Linked DNA regions of Homo sapiens: region 2 is linked to region 1. Evidence: chromatin loops called from intact Hi-C (ENCODE). Cell type or tissue: PC-9. All regions are shown on one strand. Links, peaks and the distances in the headings refer to the core of each region. The heading gives the core; the rest is flanking DNA.

The links. A loop is a pair of places that touch in the nucleus more often than their neighbours do. Peaks named below come from ENCODE experiments on the same cell type or tissue, not always from the same donor. Only the 100,000 strongest peaks of a DNase experiment are listed, where the experiment ranks them.
Region 2: it touches region 1 in a loop (7-fold over the local background); 2 of 110 quality-filtered maps call a loop at or near these places.

What each region holds. Positions count from the first base shown.
Region 1 is chr2:65,363,479-65,371,821 of GRCh38, forward strand. The region is part of intron 1 of SPRED2 (sprouty related EVH1 domain containing 2); the gene reads right to left. Among named protein-coding and RNA genes, the nearest start is that of SPRED2, 65 kb to the right of the region's middle. In PC-9, for the core only: no CTCF peak of the experiment used is centred there; DNase peaks (open chromatin) are centred at 3,313 and 4,223; H3K4me3 peaks cover 1,165 bases; H3K27ac peaks cover 3,622 bases.
Region 2 is chr2:65,448,354-65,456,696 of GRCh38, forward strand. It overlaps LOC105374780 (a long non-coding RNA gene), which reads right to left and starts at 8,172. Exons shown (of 5, transcript NR_187891.1): 1 at 7,952-8,172; 2 at 7,307-7,407; 3 at 5,530-5,629. In PC-9, for the core only: no CTCF peak of the experiment used is centred there; DNase peaks (open chromatin) are centred at 4,038, 4,348, 5,768, 7,928 and 1 weaker place; H3K27ac peaks cover 3,356 bases.

The sequences.
Region 1 (8,343 bases), core at 158-8,157:
GGCTTTTCTGAGCTACACAGGAATGTTGCTATTTCTAGATAATGATATAAGATTTACCTACAAGTGTTATTAATCCCACCCAGTATGGCAGAATGACCATAAACTCCAGATGTGGGGAGGACAATATCACAGCAGACAGTGAGCAATGGACAGCAGGCGATAGACAGGCCAAGCCTCCTGAGGCAGTGATCATCATGACCACACATCCATAAACCACACATCCGGACAGCAAGGACAGACTGCAGACTCTGTAACAAACAGGTCTCCCTCCAAATACAAATAAGGATGTTTAAATGTTGGTAGGTGATCTATACTAATTTTACATAAACCTGTTTTTATAAAATGTTTATTGAATTCGTAATAGCTTTGAGTCTTTAGAATATAATTTTAGTAAGTGCTAAAAATCTGCAAGCCAGCAAAGATTGGGAAAAATTGTTCCACTAAAATATCTTGGACACTCTTAACCTTTCAGGATTCAAATGCTCTCCCTGACTCTCACTCTCCCCAAGAAAAAGGAAAAACAAAAATCTTTTTTCCAAGGTTATGTCACTCTACTTGGCTCAGAAGACATGGCCACCAAAACTATCAAATGGATTTTTGAGTAGAGCAGTTCTTTCTTGATTTCCATCCAAGCAGAGTTAGGTTTTGAAGAACCAAAAAGGAATAGCTCAAAGCTGCTTATACACAATAGCAATGAGTGGCTCTGGATTGTAGACTCCAGTAAATCTATGAATAAAAGAAAACCCAGGGAGGAATTTATCTCCAATAACAATGAATCCCCACTAGGGCGGGAATTAAGAGAAGAACCGGACTGGGCTCAGATTTGAAACACTTTTAAATGTAACACTCCCCAGCACATTGCTCTGAACATAGGCAGCGTCTCACTCAATATCTATTGATTGCTTCCAAGTTGAATGATATGAGACCTTTGGAACTGGCCATGGCTCTGTATTCCTTTTCCCTCAAAAGGGAAAGAAGGCATCTAAAAACCACGTGGTTCCTTTGGACTGATGGCTCACAGTGCTTAACAGCAAAGGGGCCTCTGAGGCGTGGCAGCCACAACCCTAGGAGTGATTATCATTGTCCAATTTCAATGGTCAGTATACCCTCTGTGTACTGTAACCAAAGCTAACAGAATATGGTGCTCTGGAAAGAATGTGGACAGGACCTGAGCGAGTCCCAACTATACAAATCACAGAAAAACAAGACACAGAAAGTGTCACTAAATCAAGAACTTTAAAATAAATGTTTTTTTTATCCCTGACTATAATCATTTACCATAGGCCTCAAGGAAAAAAAAAATGCTACCATGAAACCTAATGTTTCCGTGAAAGCACAGGAAATTAGTTATTCTGTCTTTAAAATAAAACAAAATTAATGTATATTTTTCTAATGAATTTGATAAAGTGAACCCTAAGTTGAGTGTGGCATTCACCAAAACTATAAGAAAAAACCCCGTTTACTATAAGATGGCAAAATATGGGTCTTAGTTCAAGCTAACACTTTTAAAGTAGCCTTTCTTTCACAACTTAAAAAAATGTTGTTAATAAAAAATGGCCCTCACTTTGAATCTGAAGTATTTTTTAATGTCACCAAGTGCTATTATTAAATGTGTACTATATATGCATGTATACACACATAAAAATAAGCACTACAGATGTGGGCATGAAAATTCTTAGCAAAACCCCCACATATTTCAAATACTGTTCTTCTTCATTATTGTCCTCTACCATAATTAGCACGTTACAGCATAACAGGTGGCTTTCATTTATAGAATGCAAAATTAATGAAATTTAGAGATGGTCTTGTCTCCAAAAACAAATTGGCCATTCTATAAAAAGTACACCCCTTAATCTACAAAACAAACAGAAACAAACTCCCTTCATGCTGGTTTTCCAAATTATAGGAATTTCTGAATGTAGTTAAGTAAATTGAATGCATTTACTGACAGCTTAAAATTCATACACTTCAAGGAAAACAAGTCATTATTATGGATTTTATAAGAAAGGGGAAGAGAAACAAAGATTGCCGATTTTTCCAGCTTGGTAACCCCAGATCTGTTTAATGCTCTCTGAGTGATAACAGGATTTACTGCTATACACTGGGCTGCTCCACAAATGCTAAATCTTAGGCAAATTTGTGGGCAGTTGTGTTATAGGTCCTGACCTAGCCATTCTGGACAGACAGACCAGGAAAGCATAAATAGTACTGCTATAAACTAACTATAGCATCTGTCCCTAACAAGCAAGACTCACAAAGTATTTTTTTAAAATATGAGGAGACACTGAATAGACTGTCAACACACATAGGAATGTTTAATACACTCAAATAAATAAGATATGTGCTTTAACTAGTCAGACATTGTTTAAATTTAGTGGGTGAAGAAAGAGAGAGGGTCAGACAGGCAGACACAGCCTCCCAATTATGCAGAATGATCCTTCAGATCATGTGAACGCTATAATTAAATGTTGCTACCAAATCCCCACTACCCTTTCTCCCACCTAGAAAAAGTTAATGCATGAATTCAGTATGAGCAAATTGTGATTTATAAAAACAAACAAACAAACAAACAAACAAAACCCACCCTATTCACTCCGTAGGGGAATAAAGCTTTCTTGCATTAAGTCACGCATCATGGGGGTAGGAAAAAAGCACAGTACTGAAAGAAATCCAACGTAACACAATAGTAATTGTTAGACCACCTCCTTCAGCTCACCTCTGCTTATTCATTTGTTTTAAAGCTCTACACTACCCACCCAAGAGGTATACCATCTCTGCAAGCTGTTTCCTAGGCAGCATCTTTTAGATTCAGGACTTAATAATAAAAAACAACAACAACAACAACAAAACATTTCTATCAGAATATCTAAGGAGAAATTTGTTTTCAGAAAGAGGCATGAGAGGCTAAGAGCTCTGTGTCTATCAACAGACCAGAGGTTACCTATCTGTCCTTGCACGTGGGCACACACAAATACAAACACATACACACTGTGGTCCTCTACAACTAGGATAAATTTTCTCCTTTAAAAAAATGCTAAAAGCAGGCACCAGAAAGGTTAAGAATAAGAGAACAATGAAAAAATAAAGTTCATGTAAACAGTAAGCACGTACCTGCCAGGCGATGCCATTTCCTCTACATTGTGGAGCCCGAGTGCTGGGTATTAGCATTATTGCTACTATAAAGCTTCCGATAAAAATGGATCGTCTCTTGCTGACCTGAGAACCAGCTGGCTGCCTGAGAAGTGGTTTCCCCCATATATGATTCAGTCTCCTTGACAAATATACTGCATTGTACCGGATGAGTCATCCGAGGGTTAGTCCGCATTTTATAGGCCTGTTGTGTCATTACTCACATTCAACATCCTGCTTCTCAAAAGTGGAAACTGGAAGCCTGACAGCTGACAGATGCGTTTTCCAATTAAAATATTGTTTTAAAAATTCCTGTAAGTTATGATTACCAATCATTGATGAAAGGATGAAATGCCCAGGAAGCAAATGGCACAGTTCAATACCTGAGATTACATTCTGGAGAACCACAAGTGCAAATTCTTCACCTGCCCCCAGCCCCAAACCAAAGAATTTCGTCCAAAGTTGAGAGCAAGGATCCCTCTCTTTAAAGTTATCAGCTGAATTCGTGTAGGCATGGACTTGTTGATTCTTGTGCTGTGAGGTTACCCAGCTGCAGAAGCTATGTAAAAAGTATACATCAAAATTTTGGTCCTGGATTAATTTTATAGGTGGGATAGTGGCATTGTGTTTATAAAATGTCTACTTTTTTAGAGAGGCATGTTGAAGTATGTTAGGGGTAAAATGATATGATATCTGGGGTTTGTTGTGAATATTTTAGCAAAAAATAAATAAGGGACGGGGTAAAGAAATGTGGCAAAATCTTGATAAATGGTTGCATCTGTGTAGTGCGTATATGCAGGCTGACTGTATTTCTCTTTTTTGAAGTATCTTTGAAAATTTTCATAATAAAATGTTTTTAAAAATTAAAAAAAATTTTTTTTTCAGTCCCTGCAATCTAATTTATACCTAAACAAGGCACTTTTCTAGTTAGGTATAGAGCTACCACACATGTGAGTGTGGGAGCTGAACTTGAAGTTGTTTCTGCCTTCCAGCTGGGAGGTATGATACATGTATCCTGCGGCTGTTGTGAGTGTTGCATCAACCTCCTGAACAAACGCCTAGTGCCTTCTCCTCCCAGGGCGATCTGGTGATTGTTTCCTTATGCATTCTCTGAGGACACAAGCCCTGGCTTCATGGCTCAGTGTTAACGTTATGAAGGAGAGGTGACTATACCCAGCTTCCTTACAAGGTTTTGGAAATGCTCCATGAGAGGTTATGTAAGTCACATCCATAGTCTCTTAAACCAGCAGGCCCTTTGGTAATGTGGCACAGGGTTTGCTTGACTCACTTAATGTTCAAATTGGGTGTCTTAAACCATCTGGAGGAGGAAGAGCTTTGATTTAGTGGCTGACAAAAAAAAAATCCAGATATGGAAGCTCCAATGTATGTGAAATAAAACCACTGTTGAAACTGGCTGTCACTTTAAAAACTATCCATATTGATGCGCTGTGAAAACATGACAAGTCACCACAGGAAACAAAATAGAGGGGTCACTAAAGCCCAGAGCTCCTGCATGGCCCCCTTAGTCCTGAAACTTAAAAATGGAAGCATGTTTCAGGCTGAGGTTCACACCTCAGCAAACAGCTGACTCTAATTCTTAAAGGACCCTGTCTAATAGGACTTCAAACTGGCTCCAAATGGTTGGGACAGTCCCATCCAACATCAAATTACAACCTCACTAATCCAGACTGATTAGGATTGTGCATGGGCCTCAACTGAAGACTTCCTTGGCTTTGACAATTCTTTCCTCCTCACGAGGACTGCAGGCTGCAGCCTTATCAAAATGTTTCCTTGAAATTTTATAACTTTTCACACACTTGAAAAGCATAATTTACCTTAATGCAGCAGGTAGAAATGGGGGAAATTAATAAACTTGTAGTCTAATTTGAGTTTCTATAGTATTTTGGAGAAATAAGTTCACAGTTCATTGAAGAATTTTATAATTCAGATTTCAGTAATGAAAAATACAAAAATAATAGCAATAATAATGTGTGCACACATGCACAAACAATGAGAATAAGGCAAAGATAGTAAAATGGTAACAAATGGGGAAATGAGAATAGGGGAGTCCTTCATACTGTTCTTGCAACATTTCTGTAATTATGAACTGTTTCAAAATAAACTTAAACATTCACAAACACACAGGAATGAATATATATAACCCCTATTCCTAAAAAAATTAAAAAAGAGATTATTGGGTGCAGTGGCTCATGCCCGTAATCCCAACACTTTGGGAGGCTGAGGTGGGAGGACTGCTTGAGGCTGGAGACCAGCCTGGGCAACAAAGTGAGACCCTGTCTCTACAAAAAATACAAAAAGTAGCTGGGCATGGTGGTGCATGCCTGTGGTCCCAGCTACACAGAAAGCTGAGGCAGGAGGATAGCCTGAACCTGGGAGGCTGAAGCTGCAGTAAGCTATGTTTGCACCACCGCACTCCAGCCTGGGTGATGGAGCAAAAGACCATGTCTCAAAAAAAAATGATTTTTTAAGTATTTAATAATCACCACAGTTACTGTTGCTGACATGCCCACCCATTTGAAAAATATTGGACCATAAAGAAATTTACCAAAGTGTTAACACTGGGAAATGCCTCTGGGTTTGGGTTTCTCAAAGGATATTCCTTATAAACATTTTTATAAGGGGAGACACATACATACACATACACACACACACACATACACACACACATGCACACATTTTGGGAAAACATCATACTATATCCCTGAGAATATTGTTCAAGTTTTTCTAGGCTTGCATTTTCCAAATTTATTTGACCACAGAATCCCCACCCCCAACCCCCACTACCATCCCAATAAGCCTGAAGAAAGAACTTTGGTGGTGATAGCATATGCGATACTTTTCCCCTGATCTTTTACTTTTACTCTAAGTTTTCTTCAGAACACATTTTACTCATTATAACAACAAAGGCATCAAAACATGGTTCCTACCATCTTTAACAGACATTTCTGTTTGGTCGACTTGCATGCTAATGATACCACTATTTAGAAAACAACTTAATTATGCAATTTCTAGTCTCCCCTGACCACAGAGCAGCTTCAGGTCTAATTCTGGCTTAGAGGTAGGGAAACAGCAGAAGCTGCTCTGTGCCACCAGCAGCTGAGGAGCCTGCACCTGTGTGCAATGGCTTGGCAGCTCATGCCAGTGCTGGGCCTGGGTGAGGCCATTCCAAGGAGTAGTATAGCTTGCTGAAGGCCTGGCTCCACCTCACTATTTTCAGAGCACAGGGTCTTAGAACCTGGAAAGCAGCCTGGACATATATGTCTTCTGCCTCTGAGCTCTCCAGGACTTCATGTATTCATTTCCTAGCACTGATCCTCGGCAGGTAAGAAGCAAAACTAGCTGTAACTATACAGCAAAACTTTAGCTATATATGTATATAACTTAAGTCCAAATACTGGCTTATGTCAGGATCTAAAAGAAAATGCGGATATCAATGATGCAGGTACTGTAGGCTGACTGTATTGTGTAGTGGTATAAAGCATGAGTTTGGAGTGAAATTTACTTGTTCCAAATTCAACCTTGCCTACACTTAATGTTATTTAACTTCTCTAAGCCTCTGCTTCCTTACCTGTAAGATGGGTACAATACTATTAATAATCTTACAGAATTGTTTTGAATGGTATAAATGCGACCATTCGCAACAAGTACTTAGCATAGAGCCTGGCCACATACAGAACACTCATCAATTTATGTGAACAACGACAATGATTATTAGTAAATTTTATGAATTTAGACTCTCTCAGAGGTGGGCAAATTATGGCCAGCCACACATTCGAGTGTTTATATGCTGTCTATGGCTGCTTGAGAGCTACAAAGGCAGGACTGAGCAGCTGTGACAGAAACCATACGGTCCCCAAAGCTGAAAATATTTACCATCTAACTTTCATAGAGAAAATTCGTTGACCCCCAGTGATCAACATTTGGGTGAATAAAGAACCAGATCTTTTTCCTACAGAAATGTTGGTTGTTGGTCCCTTATTCTCCTCAATGTCCCAATTTAGAATCAGATACAAGAGTGTTATTTATAGTGATTTGGTCCACAGGATCTGTAGTTCACACTTTCCTTATAATGCAAAACACATACACAGCTTTCTGTCTTGCGGTAGGAGGGGAAATCTACAGTGCCTGAGGTTGCCTGTTGGTCTTTCCATCTCCCCTCTTTCCTGACCAGCCCATTCAGAAAGGACCTCCCCTATTTCAGAGTCCAGTGATTCCAGCTGAAGTGTATGAGTCCACAGCCATCCTCCCCTCCCCCGAAGTCACATTTGTGCATTATGTAGAAACCACACATGTCCCCAGAGGTTGAAGCAAGAGGTGAAAGATGATCTGGAAGAGGCATGCAGGAAACTAAGCAAACAGAAATGAAGGATGCTTTCAAGGGGGCTGAATAGCCACACACAGGATTAACAAGGCAGTGAGGGCCTTCAGAAATGAGGGCTACAGCCACCCTGTCGCTGCCCGTAAGAGCTCAGTAAGGAAAATGAGGGCCAACCCAGAAAAATGAAGAACGTGCCTCAAAATCAGGTCCCAAGACATATCCCCGCATCCAATCATACTGAATATTTTTTTTGGCAGGAAAACTTGTTTATTTGGGGGAAATGAATCCACAGCATTAATGGATAATGCAGTTGAAGGAACTCCTGGGACTGGTCTCTGGGAGGGGAAATTTGCACAAAAGAAACCATTCTAACTGCCTTCAGTTATGTTCTCTTGAAAAAAGAAGCCTCAGCCAGCTGTTTGAACAGATTAAACTGGGGTGTACTTAGATATACACAGTGTCTTTCTGGTGGTCACTTGCTGCCTTACTGGAAAATATCAACATCTTTGAGAAGTCAATCCAATAGAGAAATGTCTATGTTAAATACTGATGAGAATGATGAAGGCTGGTCAAGGAGGCGGCGGAGGCAGATGATTTCTATTGTTACCTAGTAGAGCCGGGCCTTCAGTACACACAGTGACAAATCTTACTTGAAGCTAAGTCAGTTTTCAGCTATGTTTCTTAAAGTGTAACGGGCTGGCAGAGGGGGTAAAATAAAGCTCTCTCCAAAGCTCAGGGTTAATTTGGGGATGTTCAGCTTGGCCAGAGCCAGAAGACCTGGCTCTCGCAGATGAAATGCATATGGGCTATTATGCCAAGTAGATTGAAAAAAAAAAGTAAGAGGCTCAACCGGGCGCGGTGGCTCACGCCTCTAA
Region 2 (8,343 bases), core at 123-8,122, 85 kb after region 1:
TGGTATTTTGATAGGAATTGCATTGAATCTGCAGATTGCTTTGTGCAGTATGGGCATTTTAACAATATTGATTCTTTCAATCCATGGACATGGAATATATTTCCTTTTTTGTGTGTCCTCTTCAATTTCTTTTATCAGTGTTTTGTTATTTTCATTATAGATATCTTTCACTTCTTTGGTTAATTCCTAGGTATTTAATTTTATGTGTGGCTATTGTAAATGGGATTACTTTGTAAAATTTCTTTTTCAGATTGCTCACTGTTGGCATATAGAAATGCTACTGATTTTTGTGTGTTGAGTTTTTTTTTTTTTTTTTTTTTTTTTTTTTTTTTTTTGAGACAGACCTGGCTCTGTTGCCCAGGCTAGAAAGCAGTGTGATCTTGACTCACTGGAACCTCTGCTTCCTGGGCTCAAGGCATCCTGCCATCTGCCAGCCTCCCTAGTAGCTGGGTGTGTGCCACAATGCCTGGCTAATTTTTTGCACTTTTTTTGAGATGGTGTTTCGTCATGTTGCTCAGACTGGTCTTGAATTCCTGAGCCCAAGTGATCTACCCACCTTGGCCTCCCAAAGTGCTGGGATTACAGGCATGAGCCACCACTTCTGGTTCTGTGTAGATTTTGTATCCTGCAACTTTACTAAATTTGTTGATCAGTTCTTGTTTTTTTTTTTTTTTTTTTTTTTTTTTTGAGATGGAGTCTTGCTCTGTCGCCAGGCTGGAGTGCAGTGGTGCGATCTTGGCTCATTGCAACGTCTGCCTCCTAGGTTCAAGCGATTCTCCTGCCTCAGCCTCCCGAGTAGCTGGGACTACAGGCACGCTCCACCACCCCCAGCTAATTTTTGTATTTTTAGTAGAGACAGGGTTTCACCATGTTGGCCAGGATGGTCTCCACCTCTTGACCTCGTGATCCACCCACCTGGGCCTCCCAAAGTGCTGGGATTACAGGCGTTAGCCACCATGCCCAGTGATCAGTTCTAATAGATATTTTTGTGTGTGTGCAATTGTTAGATTTTTCCAAATATAAGATCATATCATCTGCAAACAAGGATAATTTCACTTCTTCCTTTCAAATTTGGATGCATTTTATTTCATTCTCGTGTCTGATTGCCCTAGCTAGAACTTCCAGTACTAAGTTGAATAATAGTGGTAAAAATGGGCATTTTTGTTGTGTTCTAGATCATGGAGAAAAGGCTTTTAGTTATTCCCCATTCAGTATGATACTAGCTGTGGGTCACTGCTAATGTTTTAAGTGTGTATTTTTATAGTCTTTTTCTGTATAGAAAGTATAATTTTAATAAAAATAAGATCATGCTGAACATACTCCTTTGTAGCCCCTTAAAAGAAAAACAACTCAGTGGTAATATGCAGAGGTCCTAAATGTCTCATGCATGTTTTCTAGAAAGCAGCTATGACTTGATACCATTCTCTTTAGTCTTAATGCCACAGATGTATAGAGCTTTTCACAGATGTGAAAATAGTTTTAAATACATTATTTTATTATTTTGTGCCCCCACCATAACCCATCTACACTTCTACAAATAGTGAACTTATTTGCTTAACTGATTTTCTTTACCAACTAAATCAAGAATTTCTGGAGGCGGTGGGGAAAGCAACTATCAAATAAACTAAATTTTATACCCACATAATTATATCTGTCAGAATGCCTAGTGTATATAAAGTACTCAGTACAAATTTATAGAATGAACAAAAATATGCTTGTATAGTTTTTGTTTTGTCACGACTGTAATTGTTCTGTTGGTAAATTTACACTACTGTCTCCATTGAAATTCTCATTTCAAACTAGTTAAGATCACACAGTGATTAAGATCACAAAAGAAAGAAAGAAACATTATCATCATCAGCATCATCATATGCCTCACCATTATTAAACCCTTTAATGGTTCTGGACTTTAAGGTTCTGCCTGCTAGTTGTAGACGTGAATTTTAAGCATTGAAATTTTACCCAAACCCAAACAGCTCAAAGATAAGAGGAAACTTCATCAGATATTCCAATATTTCAATAAGCCTGATATTTTTTGGTGAGCCGATTTAAAAAATTCAGGTAGCAGGCCAAATGTGTTCATTTTTATCTTGATACTTGTCATCATATAATCTCCACTTTCCTATCTCTTCTTCTTCATTTCCATTTCCTCCTAAACCAGTCGCAGACCAGCGCCTGTCCTCACTACTTCACACAAGCTGCTCTTTGGTCAGGTCACTTCATCTGATTGCCAAATCTGCCAGTCTTTCTTCAGTCCTTGGCTTGTCACTTAACAGGGCTGACCACTTCTACTATCTTGAAACTCTTCCATCAGTGACTTCTGTAACCCCAACTTCTGGTTCCTCTTTACCTCTCCATTCATTGATTTATTCAGCAAAAAATTTAACTGAGTACTGGTGTTAGGTGCTACAGTAAAGGAATGCAATCATATTAATAAAGCTGGTATTAATTGAGTGTCTTACCAAGTGCTAGTCAATGATTCAAAAATTTAAACACTTTACATGTTTACATGTGTGAACTACTTTAATCTCACTAGAACAAGGGACAGCAAACCTTTTCTTTAAGGGCCAGATAGTAAATATTTTCAGCTGTACAAGCCATATGGTCTGTGTTGCAACCACTGAACCCAACCTTTGTAGCATGCACGTGGCCATAGATAATACATAATCTAAAGGGTGTGGCCATGTACCAATAAAACTTTATAAAACAAGTGACTAAGTTTGGTCAGGAGCTGTAGATTGCCAACCCCTGCACTAGAATCTATCTAAGTTCCACCAGGGCAGGAATTTTGGTTGGTTTCAATATAGAAAAACAAATGCTTAGTTAATATTTAATGAATGAAGGCTCTCCTTCTAAGATAGAAACTATTTGAATCCCCATTTTATAAATAAGACAACCAAAACACAGAGGTTAAGTAGCATGCCCAATGTGACCAACTGAATTGGCAAATCCAGGATCAAAACCCACATAGTTTGGCATTAGAACTTATATTCTTAATCACTGTACTGTACAGTGGTGACACAGAGAAGGTTGTTAACTGTTCTCTGGGAAGTGGGAGTGGGAGCCAGGAGAGGTAATTTTAACTGGATCTTGAAGAATGAAGAATTCACCAGGAAGAAAAGTAGAGGAGAGGGAGAGGCTTTGCGTTCTAGCATGTGGAAACTGCAGGTATAAGAAACAGATGTCTGATACAACATGGTATTATGAGCAAATTGGCAATAAAGGAAAACCATTGCTTAGGGAATGCACTCAATTTTCAGCAATTCACATGTCTGGACACAGGTTTTGAGGTGGAGAGTGGCAGAGATGGGCTAAAGAAATATGCCGGGGGCCTTGTGTGACATGTGGATGAATTTGGATTTTAACTTGGTGGCAGATGGGCTACTGAAGTGTTTTGAGCATGAGAAAGAATGACCATATTTGCATTTTAGGTCAATTTTTAAAATTACATTTTATTTTAAAATTAGATGATACATGCATATTGTACAGCCTTCAAAAGCTGAAAAGGTCTTCTTCCTGCTTGTTTCCACTATCCAGTTCTGTCTTCCAAAGGCGCCCACTGTTTCCAGTTAGAAAGATGACTTTCGGCCAGGCGCAGTGGCTCACACCTGTAATCCTAGCACTTTGGGAGGCCAAGGCGGGTGATCATCTGAGGTCGGGAGTTTGAGACCAGCCTGACCAACTTGGAGAAACCCTGTCTCTACTAAAAATACAGAAAATTAGCCAGGCATGGTGGCGCATGCCTGTAATCCCAGCTACTCGGGAGGCTGAGGCAGGAGAATCACTCGAACCCGGGAGGCAAAGGTTGCAGTGAGCCGAGATCAGGCCACTGCACTCCAGCCTGGGTGACAGAGCAAGACTCCATCTCTAAAAAAAAAAGAAAGAAAGAAAGAAAGAAAGAAAGATGACTTTCACTGTAGTGTGAAGAATGGATCAGTCCTGGGGCCATACCAATCTCTTGACAGAATGTCACAGCTCTCAGATGTCTCCGACTTCCAGTAATACCTCCCTCCCTCACCACTTCTGGCCTTGAGATGGTATCTCAGTCACTAGCCTGGAGGGCTGTGGTATCACTATGGTTTCCCTCTCCATGCATTCTTACATTCTAAATGGGGGTAATATTGCCTCTAAAGGGGTGAAAATTAGTCTGGGGGAGCAAAACAATCTTAGATATGAAATGGTTTGTTGGCCTCCAAAGCTCAACCCTACTCACCAAAATTTTGTCAAGGGAAATTTAAATTTTTCTCTTAGGATGAAATAAGGAGATAATGACAAAAGGTTGAGCAACACTGCTCTACACGTTTGTAAATATTTCCTTGACTAGATCCTTTTCAAATGACTCAGGCTGAATGTGCACCTGTTTCCGCCCAGGTACCTAACTGATCCAGGAGATAATGGAATTCAGAGGCTTGAATGGAGGATGGTGATCCATGTGGTCATAGAGAAAAGGCAGTGTAACATCTTGGGAGTAAGTGTGGACTGCTGGGATTAGATCCTGGCTCTGCCATTTACTATTGGCTGTGTGACTTTAACCCCTCGTTGCCTCTGCAAAGTAGGGGATAACAATTGTACCTGTCTCCTGGTTTTGCTCAGGATATTGCTCAGCATATGTTAGCTATTGCTCAAAGACTCAGATGGTAGAGCATCAAAGGAGGAGGGAGTTTTGCTGGAGGTTGGAAGAGCTAAAGGTTTAGAAGTAGGATTGAGGAATGTGGAGAGCGCCAGTACCACTTTCCATACCCATGGGTTGTGGGGCATGGGAAAATGAGTAGCATCCTTTCTAGAATTCAGCAATGGAATCATGTTCCTTAGGGATTACAGTTACTTTTCAGTTAAGGCAAGGAATGAGCCAGGAGGTTAAAAGTGGAAAGAAGTTTATATACAATTGAATGAAAGCAGGGCACAGAAGAAAGATCTGGGAAGGAAGAAGGTAGAAGGTGGAGAGGAAGCCCAGAGCAGGATAGCAGATTGGAGATTAGGGTAAGGGAGAAGAGACCTCCAGAGGCAGGAGCACCGCACAAGATGGCTCAGACTGAACAGAGCAGGAGGTGGTGAACTATGGCCGGATCTAGCCAGCTGCTTATTTTTGTATAGCTCGCAAACTAAGAATAATTTTTACATTTTAAATGGGTTTTTAAAAATGAATATGAGAGCATTTCATGATACATGAAAATGATATGAAGTTCAATGTCAGTGTCCATAAATAAAGTTTTTTTGGATCATAGCCATGCCCGCTCATTTAAACATTGTCTATGGCTGCATTCCCACTACAACAGCAGAAATGAGTAGTTGCAACAGAGATTGTGTGGCCCACACAGTGGAGACTATTGGCCCTATCTGGCCCTTTATAGAAGTTTATTGCCCAGGCACAGTGGCTCATGCCACTGTAATCCCAGCACTTTGGGAGGCTGAGATGGGCAGATTGCTTGAGCTGAGAAGTTCAGGACCAACCTGGGTAACATGGCAAAACCCCATCTCTTAAAAAAAAAAAAAAAAAGAAAAAAATTAGCCAGGCATGTCAGTGTGCACCTGTAGTCCTAGCTACTCAGGAGGCTGTGGTGAGAGGATCGCTTGAGCCCAGGAGGTAGAGGTTGTAGTGAGCCTTGTGTTCATACCATTGCATTCCACCCTGTCTCAAAAAAAAAAAAAGAAAGAAAGAAAGAAAATTTGCTGGCTCCTGTTCTAGCACATCATTCATAGTCTGCAATATGAATGGCACCTCCAGGAGTTGTGCAACACAGATGACCTGGCTCTAGGAGCACTCAGTTTGGATAAGTGATAAAGGATTACAGTGAGGAGAAGAATGGATGGAATTAAATGGCCTCAAGGCTCTTTTTGGAATGTAGTCACAAAGTTGTTATGTTAGAAAAAAGCAAGGCTGTCAGCCTGGATTCAAGCCACCACCTCTTGGCTGGTGAGGAGCTAGGTGTGGTAGACACTTCTGGTTGCCCACACAATTTTTGTTTCTCCTTTTGTTCCTTATTAACAGAAGGCTGATTTTATCAAGGTAGCAATGTACCCTGTTAAAAATAATAATCTCAATAAGAAAAGTCCCCAAAGAATGATGGGGACATGTCAATAGGACACAGAGCCAGCTTAAAGGGGTTCCTAATGGCCAATCTGGGACAATTCCATGTTAAAATAAACTCTGATAGTAATGGGTTGTAACTTATCAAGTAGAATAAAAATCTTTGAGTCCGTACGGAAATAAATGAATAAGTGGAGAAAGGAAAGCTTTCCATATGGTGCAAGGCAAACTCATACATGGAAAGACAGAATTAGAAAATTACCATCTTATTGTTTCAGGCAAGGATTATCAATGGATGCTAAAACTAGTGGGTGAAGTTTTGATGAGAAACATGATATTTATATCATCTCAAAGCCTCTCCTCACAGATTCTTATTAATTTCAAAGGGTAAAATAGGGACTTTATAGTAGAGAAATCTGACGGATACTACCTTACCACCTTAACCAAGTTATCAAAGCTAATATCATTAGTAACAGAACAAGTCAAAATAGGGTAGCTTCTGCCATGATGCATCGAGAAGGTTGCAGCATCACTTCTGTGGTATTCTAGCCAAAAATACCTAACCTGAATCCTGAGGAACTGTCAGACAAACCCAAATAAGGGATGTTCTGCAAAGTAACTGGACTTCAGTTTTCAAAAATACCAACAACATGAAAGGCAAAGACAGATTGAGGAACTATTTCATGTTAAAGTAGACTAAACCAACATGACAACGAAATGCAATGTTTGGTCCTGGATTGGTTCCTGGACCAGAAAAAAAGCTTCTTCTCTGTTATAAAGGACATTAGTGGGACAATTGACAAAAGCTGTAGATTAAATAATAGCCTTGTATCAGTGTTAATATTCTGATTTTGATCATTGTACTGTGGTTATGTAAGAGAAAGTCTTTATTTTTAGGAAGCACATACCAAACTAGAAGTAAATGAGCATCACGCATGCATGAGAGAGAGAGAAAGAAAATGATAAAGTAATTGTGGTAAATGTTAGTATTGGGAAATTTTGGGTGAAAAAATACAAGAATTCTTTGTACTACTTTTGCAAATTTTGTCCATTTGAAATTATTCCAAAGCAAAAAGTTTAAAAAAATACTCATTTTGCCCTGGTACTCATGCAGTGATATATTCATATACCCAATCTTGGCCAATGGGTTGTAGGTTTTAGTCCAGTGAATAGGGCTTATCAGAAAATGATTGTTTTTCCTCATAAAAAGGGAGAGACTTGGCAAATGCCTTTTGCCCTTTGTCCTTCCCCTTCCTGCTTGGAATAAGAGCTTAATACCTGGATGTGGAGCAATCATCTATGATTATGAGGACAGAAGGAGCTGGAAGTAGCACGGGTCTTGATGGCTTCTTTGGGCATCAGCCTTGGACTGCCTGCCTCTGAATAAGAAGTCTGTTAGTACACTGTAGTTGGGTTTCTGTTACATATAGTCAAATCCAACTCCAACTGAGCTAGACTGTCTAAGGCTCCCAATGATGTTTACAGTTTTGAGTTTGTGTGGCTTGACTCCTCAATCTCCTTCACAGGCAGCTGCTTTTGGTTGCCCCTCACATGTGGGTGTTCTGCAAGTTTGGTCCTCGGCCTTCTCCTCCCTCTGCGGTCTGTCTACATGGGCTGCCTCATCCACTCCCACTTACCATATAGACTCTGATGATTCGCAATTACCATCTTCACCTAGAATTTTCTCCTGATTTGCAGGCTACATATTCAGCTACCTAGGGATATCTATGTCTATGGTCCATATTCACTTCAACAGTTGCAAAGCTAAATTGCCTTTTCAGCTACACACACATAATCATGCACACATCCAGCCCACAATCTAACCACTTTCCCAAGCCAGAAATGCAGGAGTCATCATCCTCTCTTCTTCCTACTTTTTTACCCCCTACATGCAATTAGTCATCTAGATCTTGATGACTGTACCTCCTAAGTAGTTTCTGAATCCATCTCCTCTTCTCCATTCCCATCAGGTAGGTGCCTCATCATCTGTCACTGGTATTTTTTATTAATGTTTTAAATAGTCTCCCTGTCTCTGTCCTTTGTTCCCCTAACAAACTGCTATCCATTATTTTCTAAAATGCAAATATGATCACCATACTCTCCTATGTAAAAATTTCCTACCACTTCAACTGCTAATGGTAATTCCCCCCAACCCCGTCCCCTCCCCCCGACTCCAATTCCTACTGTGACATAACAATGCTCATAGGATAACCTCTTGGCTGCCCTTCTGTGCCATTTCTTGATGAAGGAAGGACTGTTGACTGCCCCTGGCTGATTTATTTTATTCTTAGGAGGCAGATTCTCCCAAGTCTCCA